Linked DNA regions of Homo sapiens: region 2 is linked to region 1. The links are chromatin contacts, found by Hi-C in ENCODE. All regions are on one chromosome and are shown on one strand. Each heading gives the region's core, a stretch centred on a gene start or an enhancer-like site at or near the end of the contact. The rest is flanking DNA. Distances are from core to core; before and after follow the strand shown.

The links. Hi-C counts contacts between places; a loop is a spot of excess contacts on that map. Pooled maps may share reads with other maps.
Region 2: a loop to region 1 is called in a pooled map, with 6 times the contacts of the local background. The contact joins the enhancer-like site here to the promoter of GSKIP in region 1. A Hi-C loop is called at or near these places in 2 of 37 single-sample maps with no recorded cell type and 4 of 50 pooled maps.

What each region holds. Positions count from the first base shown.
Region 1 is chr14:96,360,704-96,364,944 of GRCh38, forward strand. It overlaps GSKIP (GSK3B interacting protein), which reads left to right and starts at 2,823. Exons shown (of 4, transcript NM_016472.5): 1 at 2,823-2,865. ATG2B (autophagy related 2B) reads right to left here and starts at 2,638. Exons shown (of 42, transcript NM_018036.7): 1 at 2,112-2,638. The coding sequence starts at 2,273. RefSeq lists enhancers at 1,198-1,267, 2,509-2,803, 2,724-3,544 and a silencer at 2,746-3,095.
Region 2 is chr14:95,659,865-95,664,259 of GRCh38, forward strand. It overlaps TCL6 (T cell leukemia/lymphoma 6), which reads left to right. Exons shown (of 8, transcript NR_028288.2): 4 at 2,616-2,800. Among named protein-coding and RNA genes, the nearest start is that of TCL6, 10 kb to the left of the region's middle. RefSeq lists an enhancer at 3,407-3,486. Within about 2 kb of position 2,052, at least 6 of the 41 ENCODE cell types and tissues checked have a DNase peak (open chromatin) inside an H3K27ac peak, as active enhancers do.

The DNA of each region.
Region 1 (4,241 bases), core at 1,573-4,072:
AGTAGGAGTACAGCAATTCTTCAATTAGCATCAGTTTTTCCATTAGGATCTGTGAATCTCCGAAGGTACCTTTTTTTCAGTCATGTAAGTCATTAAAATCAAGTATCTGGCTGGGTCCTATGGCTCATGCCTGTAATCTGAGCACTTGGGAGGCAGAAGTGGGAGGACCACTTGAAACCAGGAGTTCAAGACCAGCTTTGGCAACAAAGCAAGAGAATGAATCCTCTACCAAAAAAAAAAAAAAAAAAAAATCAAGTGTGAAAATAAACTGAATTTGGAATCAGAACTCTGAACAGCTGTATCTAAGGGTCACACTAAGATTTATCCTAACCATCAACACAGCACATGAAAATAAATCAGCAACAGCAAATGTTTACTGGATGCTTTGACATTATCATTTTAGTTTACAAAACCCGCCCATCAAGAACAAAACATCATCCTCAGATTAAGTTTAGTAATAAATCATTTTGCCAATGATTCTGAACTCAAACTATAAAATTCAAATATCACTACCTCTGATTTCCCATAAGGACTAAATAAAACCTCACAAATGAAAGTGCCTAGTACAATGCCTGACATAAATACATACTCAATAAACATTAACTGCCTTTCTTTTGATCTTAGGCCATGTGATGTAATACTTGCTAGATGTGTGATGGGGCAAACTGCTTAACTCCATCTGTAAAATGGAAATATTAATGCCCACCTTATAGGGTTAAAGTCATTAAAGGATAATGCATACAAAGCCCTTCCACCCACAAAAGGCATTAATAAATCCTGAACCCTCTTTTTTCAAGATAACCTATTCATAACTGTATCAAAAGTATAGAATCATGGGTTGTTGAATTCAAAAATATCCTTCAGAATCCCTATCTTTTGGAAGAATTACAGGAATACAATACCATAAGACGGACGACACAGAGATGAAGTGTGTGCTCCATTAGTGTTTACTGAACTCAGGTGAATTGCTAAGTCCATTATCACTCGGCTAATTGTGGCGGTCTGGAGAGTCTCTCCAGGGGTAGGACTCTCACCTCCTGGTGAGCGACTGGGTCTTACTGCTCTCAAACCAGGGCTCTTTCCACTATCTTGTGTCCTCTCCCTAGTTTATGTCAGGTACATACTGATAAAATTATATACTGATTTATAGTCTCTAGCACAAATTCGCTTAAGGGTCATAATAAGGTATTTCCATAATTTAAGATTTTCTGTGGCTAAGGAAGTAAGGGTTGGGCAAAGGGTAGAAGTCACTCTATTCCTGTCAAACCCAAAAGTGAATATACTTTAAGTAAAATGCTATGCATTGAACACACAAATGCAGGTACGACTGCATGTGGTGAGTCGAAATTCAGATGAAGCACCTGTATAGCAATGAGTGAATTCACAGCCTCTAGATGACAAGTAGAAGGCAGGTTTTAAAATGTCTGAAAATTGCAACTTCAGCGCTTTTGCAACACCTGCTTTTACGATCTGTCACGTGGAGCAAAGAGGCATAACTCAACAGCACTACTAGGGCCAGACGACCATTCACAGGCTGGATACACAAACCTATCTTGTAAACATATAATCAAGCAAAAGCAGGCAAACCGGCACAAGAGGCCTTCACCTAACTTTCTTCCAGATGGCAAACGCTGCACGATGACAAACAAGGCAAACATGGTGCGCAAGCAGCCAACCCAAAACAAATAACTAGGGATTCTGACATCCAAAGGTCCTCTTCATCCTTAATCCTTCCAGAATGTCATCCCACAAGGCAGGGTTTGTTTGCCACAAAACCCTGCGGCCCCTCACATCCCGAGGGACAGTTCTGGTCACCTCCTCCCACGGACCTATTGAGCCTGCTTCACAGACCCCCGAAGCACTGACTCAATTATTCCCACAGTGTAGATTCCATTACATCTGTTAAAGTTTCCGGAACACGTGATTTAGGAGAGCAAACTTGTTAGAAACAGATTAAACAACACTCTAACACATTTCTCTGAGCCGTGTCACACTCGGGTCCAAACAATTCCCAAGGAGGGACTGACTGTCACCAATCTTGGATGGCACTGGTTCAAAGCGCCCTAAAGAGGGGAGCGAGCCCCGCCCGGCTCGCCGCCGGCAGCTCTTACCCATTTGTCCAAGGGGACCTGGGCGAGGGACCCGGTGCCTTGGTACAGGTCCAGGCTGAGCTGCTCCAGGCTCAGCTTCTCCTGCAGAAAGTGGCCCAGGTACCTCTGCAGGAGGTACCGGCAGGCCCTCTTCTTGATGGACTCCGAAAACGGCCAAGGCATAGTGACTGCTGGCAGCTGGGCTGACTGCGGCTGCGGGTTGCGACGGCTCCGGCCTCGGGGTAGCGACTCCGGCTCCAGGCCGCGGCGGGGCCTAAGCCTGGGGCGGCCCCTCCATCCCTATTTGGTGCCGGGAGTCCCTCAGGGAGACCCCATCGCCGGCGCCGCACCGCTCGCGCTGGGCCTGGCGGAGGCAAGACGCAGAGGGGTCCTCCTGGCCCCAGGCCAGGGGACTTCCGAGGAGGGTCCCAACCGGCTCGGAGAGAGTGCAAGAGAGCGCGAGAGGAGGCGGCAGGGGCTGAGGCAGCCACCGCCACTGCCGCCGCGCGACGAATTTGTTGTCATCCGCGAGGCGCGTTCCCGGCTGTAGGGACGCTCCTGGCGCGTTCACGAGACCCAGACTCCCGGCGCGCCGCCGGGCGCTGGCGGAAGTGACGCCACACTGGGGCCGCGGAAGGCGGGCAGAAGGGCGGGGGCTGGAGCAGTTCCGGCTCCGAGGGGGCGGGGCGGAAGAAGGCGGGGAGGGAGGGGGCGGCACCGCCGGTCGGCTCCAGTCGCCTCCGGAGGAAGGAAGAAGAGGACGCCGGGCGCGCAGGTGAGCGGCAGCCGGGGTGGCTGCGGGCGAGGGGCGGCCCCCGAGAAGGGCTAGGGGCTCGGGGCGCCGGCGGGCCGTCAGGCCTTCCGGATGGGGACGCGACGCCATGCAGCTGGCTGGGCCGAGAGGGGCGGCAGGCTGCAGGGGCCCCGCGCCCGTGTTAAGAGGGGTCTGGGGGCCGGTCTGGCCGGCCTGGCTCTCCCGGCTCCCCTCAGACCTCGGCGCCCCGGAAACGCACACTTGGGGCTCCGCCGTCTCCGCTGGGAGGACTGGAGCCCTTCTCGAGCATCCCCGCCCGCACCCGAGCATTGACCGGTGCCCATTGTCAGCAAGTTCTTCGGCCCCCGCCTCATTCAGGTATTGTTTCTGAGGCAGCTTCTTCGTTGCCGTTTGCCTGGCGGTTTGCAGAGCGCTTCTCGCATACGCTCGCTTAATCCTGGGTGTGTCATAGCAACGATCAGGAAACTTGGGTTTTCGAAGCATCTGTGGGCAAAACTGCATTCCTTGAGAAATGCTAAAGGCTCCTGACCCCGCCGGAACCTGGGTGAAGAACTTGGGCTGTTCTGGCAGTCTGCGCAATCGTATTTCTGCCTTTTGGGAGGTAACTCCTGCAGAGGCGGAGCCGGCTGTTAAGTTAAGTCAACCTCGAAAGGCCTGGGTGCGGGTGTTCTATGGCCCAGAAGCCAGATGTCCTTCGTTAGAATCCCGGCACTGACACCTATTAGCCGCCCAGCCACTTTGAGCGGCCACTGCCCTCCCCGAGCCCACGTTGCCTCCTTTGCCGAGTGTGAGCGGATTAAAATCTTATGTGCATGGATTTGTTGGGAAGATTAAATGATATGAGTAGGGCACGAACCTGAACAGAGTCCTGAAACATACAGCTGTTTAATCACAGTGAATTAAGACGACCAGTTTAAGGAGTGAAATGTTTACTGTCTCGGCAACTTTCATGAATGCCTTGGAAATACAGCCCAAAATATTGGTAGATGGAGAAACATCTGGTTCCCCTTTCCACAACCACCTTTTCGTTTTAGAACCAGGGTACTTTGTATGCAGTTGCTTGGATTGTTGATTTCCCTCATTCTTTGTAGACTCATCTCAAGTATTCTCAGTAACTTAGATTCCCTTGCTCTTCATTCAGAAATATTTGTTAAGGTCCATTAAATGAAAGTCACCACAGTTGATCATGTGAACAGTGTCAAGAATCAGGCCGAACCTTCAAGGAGTTTATGTTCTAAAACGGAAGCATGGTGGTACCTGCTTGTGGAGGCTGAGGCGGAAGGATCGCTTGAGCCCAGGACTTTGAGGCTGCATAATTGCATTGACGCTATCCATAGAGTGCCTGCAATTTCAAATATCAGAAAGGATCGTACGAG
Region 2 (4,395 bases), core at 802-3,301, 700 kb before region 1:
TTGACTTCTGCCCAGGCTGCCTGGTGGGCAGGCTCACAGCCTCGTTCTTTCTCAGCTTTCCACGTTATTAATTTTTAGTGCCAAAAGACAGTTCTGCTGCTCCAGGCCTCCAGCTGAGCTCTGCTAGGTTGGAAGTCCCTTCTCAGCCTGATTCCCATTAGCACAGAGCTTGGAGAAGACCCTTCCTCACTCTGATCCTGCTGTCTGGAGCTGGCAGATGCACTCCTCACCCAGCAGCCAAGACCCATGCTCCTGGTTTAGAAGGGTCCGTCCTGACAGCTATCTCCACTAGGCAGCCCAGGGTTCCTCTGGACACAGGACCCTGCCAATTTATTAGTCACGGTGGCACCGGATAGACACAGCTTCACCCAGTGATCTGCCGGCACTGCTCTCTCTTCCTCCAGTCCTGGGCTTCTTCATGTCCAAACCACGTGGAGAACAAGATAACTAGGATCAGCTCTTTTGGAGATAGAAGTCACCTTCCAGCCTGGGATCAGTGGCATAGTCTCAGCCCAGGTCTGGAGACAGGGAGGCTGCCATGCCTGCCAGCCCCATCCAGCCCCAGCTGGCAGCAGTGTGAAATAGTGCTCGCTAAAATGAGCCTGCTGTTTGCCTAGATGTGTGTTTCCCAATAATTCAGAGACCTAGATAATGGGAAAGGCGAACATCTCGTATCCCCCACTTCCCTCAGCAAAAAGAGAACAGTGCCGCAGCCACAGGCAAGGTGGGTTAGAAAACCTGTCTGCTGGCAGATTATTGTCTGTAACTTGCCTCCTTAGTTCTTCCAACACTCTCTCCTTCCCCCTCCTCCCCTCCCATGGTCCAACCCTGAGGGTTCCAGCAGCAGCTGGGAGGTCTCCGATGTTATCTCAGAGCTCCCAATCTGCTGACATTTGAAAATCTTCTGGCTATAACTTGCTCACTTAGCGGCTGCTGCTCTGCAGCCCTGAGCCCTCCTAAAGGAGACCCTACACAGAAGAGTACAATGTAAACAGCCGTCGCCAGAGTCCCCCCAGCCAGAGATAGCCCTTGGGTACATTTTGCAATATTTTGTTTTGTTTGCTCTCAGACCGGACTTGCCCCCCTTTTTAGCACAGCCCAATTCTACTACGTATACTCCCTCCTTGTTCTTTTTGTTTGGCATTATATCCTAAGCATTTCCCTGCATCATCCAAGCTCTGTGGGATGTCATTTTTAACACCCACACAGCGTCCTCTGGTGTGGTTGTATGACAAGTCACTTAACTATTCCACACCCAAAGCCTCCCCTTTTCCAAACTCTTCCCTGGGACCTCCTGAAGGTAACAGCAAGATCTGAGCAGCGCTGGATGGATCCTGCTCTCAGTCCCCTGTCTGGGAACAACGCTGAGCCTTAACAGGGATGTCAGCTTCCTAGGGCTGCTGTAACAAATCCCACAAACTGAGTGCCTTCAAACATTGTCTGGTAGTTCTGGAGGTCAAAGGTGCAGAACGAGTTTCACTGGGCTGAAACCAAGGTAGGGCTGTGCTCTCTCCTGAGGCTTTAGGGGAGAATCTGCTTCCTGAACTTTTCTAGCTTGGAGAGCTGCATTCCTTGGCCCTTCGTCCCCCTTGCTTCTCTTCCAAGCCAGTAGTGTAGCATCCTCAGATCTCCCTCTGCTTTCGTCTTCACGTTGCCTTTCCTTTTCTGCAGTCAGATGTCCCTCTGTCCCTCTTATAAGGACATTTGTGATGACATTTAGGGCCTATGTGGGCGATCCAGGATCATCTGTAGATCTAGAACTTAAACTTTTTTTTTTTTTTTTTTTTTTTTAGATGTGGTCTCACTCTGTCACCCAGGCTGGAGTGCAGTAGCACCATTTCGGTTCACTGCAACTTCTGCCTCCTGGGTTCAAGCGATTCTCCTGTCTCAGCCTCCCAAGTGGCTGGGATTACAGGTGTGCACCACCATCTCCAGCTAACTTTTTTGTATTTTTAGTAGAGACAGGGTTTTGCCATGTAGGCCAGGCTGGTCTCGAACTGTTGACCTCAGGTGATCTGCCTTGGCCTCCCAAAGCGTTGGGATTACAGGCGTAAGCCACCGCGTCCGGCCACATTATTCTTATTTGCAAAACAAATACTTATCTGGCATCAAACAGATACTTTGCATCCGGCAAAAACAGGTGGAGGTGACTGAAGGCGAATGTGGGAGGTCATGGTGGGTTAATGATCGCCAGCGCTGTCCGGTGAAATCAACCACCTGTGACAAAGGTGGTTTTTCACTTTTACTGAACAAGCATGCTATTCTACAGTAAACTCCTTAACAAATGTAGCTTTTCAAGGTCCTTAGGACTATTACCTTTCAATATTATTGGGAAGTTCTTTGCTCTTCTTAGCAGACTGCGAAACTCAACTTTGTGATGACAAGATACAGAATAAATGCATATTAACTGAAATTCTAGGCTCACACCTATGTGAGCTTTTCTCTCTCTAACAAGATGTCAGGGCCGGTTCAGGGAGTTCATCTCCAGCCACCTGTGCTAATCATCGCCCATCCTTTCCAAGTATCTAATGACACTCCCAACCAAGGTCTCTATAATTTCCAGCCAAAAATGAGTTACAACATATGGAACATCTAATTTTCTGTTTCCATTCTAGTTATTTTATTCTTATGAGCTTGTGGGCTCCATCTACCAACCTCTGGGCAAATGCTCATCTGACTTCCATAGACACACAGCAAGCAGACAACCACACAAAGAGGAAGAGGGAGAATATTTACCAGCCATGGAACATCTGCTCTGTGCTTATATCTCATATGCATTATCTCTAATTATCAAAAGAAGGTATTATTATTATTATTGTTCCGCATTCACAGATGACAAACTGAAGATCAGATTGGTTAAATACTTGTCCAACATTAACTTAGCATTTGGGCATCATAGTTGGAATTAAAACTTGGGTCTGCTCATCTCCAAAAACACCCTAAGCCTTACCACACTCATGGGACACAGCTGCAGCTGCAGGTTCTGAAAGGAAAACTAAAACTTCAGAACCCAGTTCACTATGCCAAAAAGGCAAAAAAAAAAAAAAAAAAAAAAAGCCAAAAGCTGAGTCATGCAAGAAGCTGACTTTCCTTTTGCTCCTAAGTAGATAGCTACAGATAAAAGGTTAAATAGCTCCACAGGTAGCTACTGTATGTTCACCTTATCTTACGTAAACTGCTGATTTATTGAGCATGAGACAAATACGTAATTGACTATCCCCTACCTACTCCGTTTCCTTTGCAACATGTGGATTCAGTCATGTGACCATACACTGCCTTTCTCCTCTCCAGCCTACTTTTCCACTTTAAATATCAAAGCCCTCAAAATCATCTTTGGAGAAAGGCACAGACTAGCGACTGTTTCTGTGATTTCGTGTCTTTTTACTTCCAGACATGTCCTTAACCTTGGCACAACAAATCTCTAAATCGATTGAGACCTGTCTCAGATACTTCTTGGTTTACAAGATGGAGGCTGAAATTAAAGAGAAAGATCCTCACTCAACTCACAGAGGAGCAGAATGGGAAGAGGACTTAGTGAGAATTCCCTGAACACAGGAGAAAACCGAAGCCCAGAGAGTGGATGGCCAAGTCCAAGGTCACACAGCCAAGTGCATCCGAGCAGCGCAGGATCCAGGTTTCCTGCCCCAGTGCTCTTTCTGCAGCCCATGCCACCTGTTTTCATGCTATCTCAGTTCACCTTCCAGCTACACACCTGCAATCAGAAACAGAAAGTCTGAGAGTGTGTGTGGAGCCAAAGAGGGGACAGCAGTGGTGAGGCCAGTTTCATGTCTTGTGATTTATTTTCTCCCTTTCTTTTTGGACTTTAATCTTAAGTGGACAGCAATTTGGAACAGTGTCAGCACCTTGTTGGATTGTGCTGTTTGGGAGAGGTGACACAGAGTATTTTAAAAGAGCAGGTTAAGAACTTTTCACAAGGAATCAATTGAGAGAAAATAAAATAGAAACAGACTGTCCCACATTTGGGCTGAGCACCAAACACATTTTTTTTTTTTTTTTTGAGACTGAGTCTTGCTCTGTCACTCAGGCTGGAATGCAGTGGCGCGATCTCGGCTCACTGCAGCCTTCACCTCCCGGGTTCAAGTGATTCTTCTGCCTCAGCCTCCCAAGTAGCTGGGATTACAGGTGCCCACCACCATGCCAGGCTAATTTTTGTATTTTTAGTAGAGACGAGGTTTCACCATGTTGGCCAGGCTGGTCTTGAACTCCTGACCAAGTGATCCACCTGCTTCGGCCTCCCAAAGTGCTGGGATTACAGGCACGAGCCACCGCACCTGGCCTCAAACAAGCTTTTTAATTGCATTCAGAAGTGCACCAACTAGGCACAGACCTCTGGCATGGAGACAGAATGGGAGGTTCTTGGTGTCTGGCCTGGTC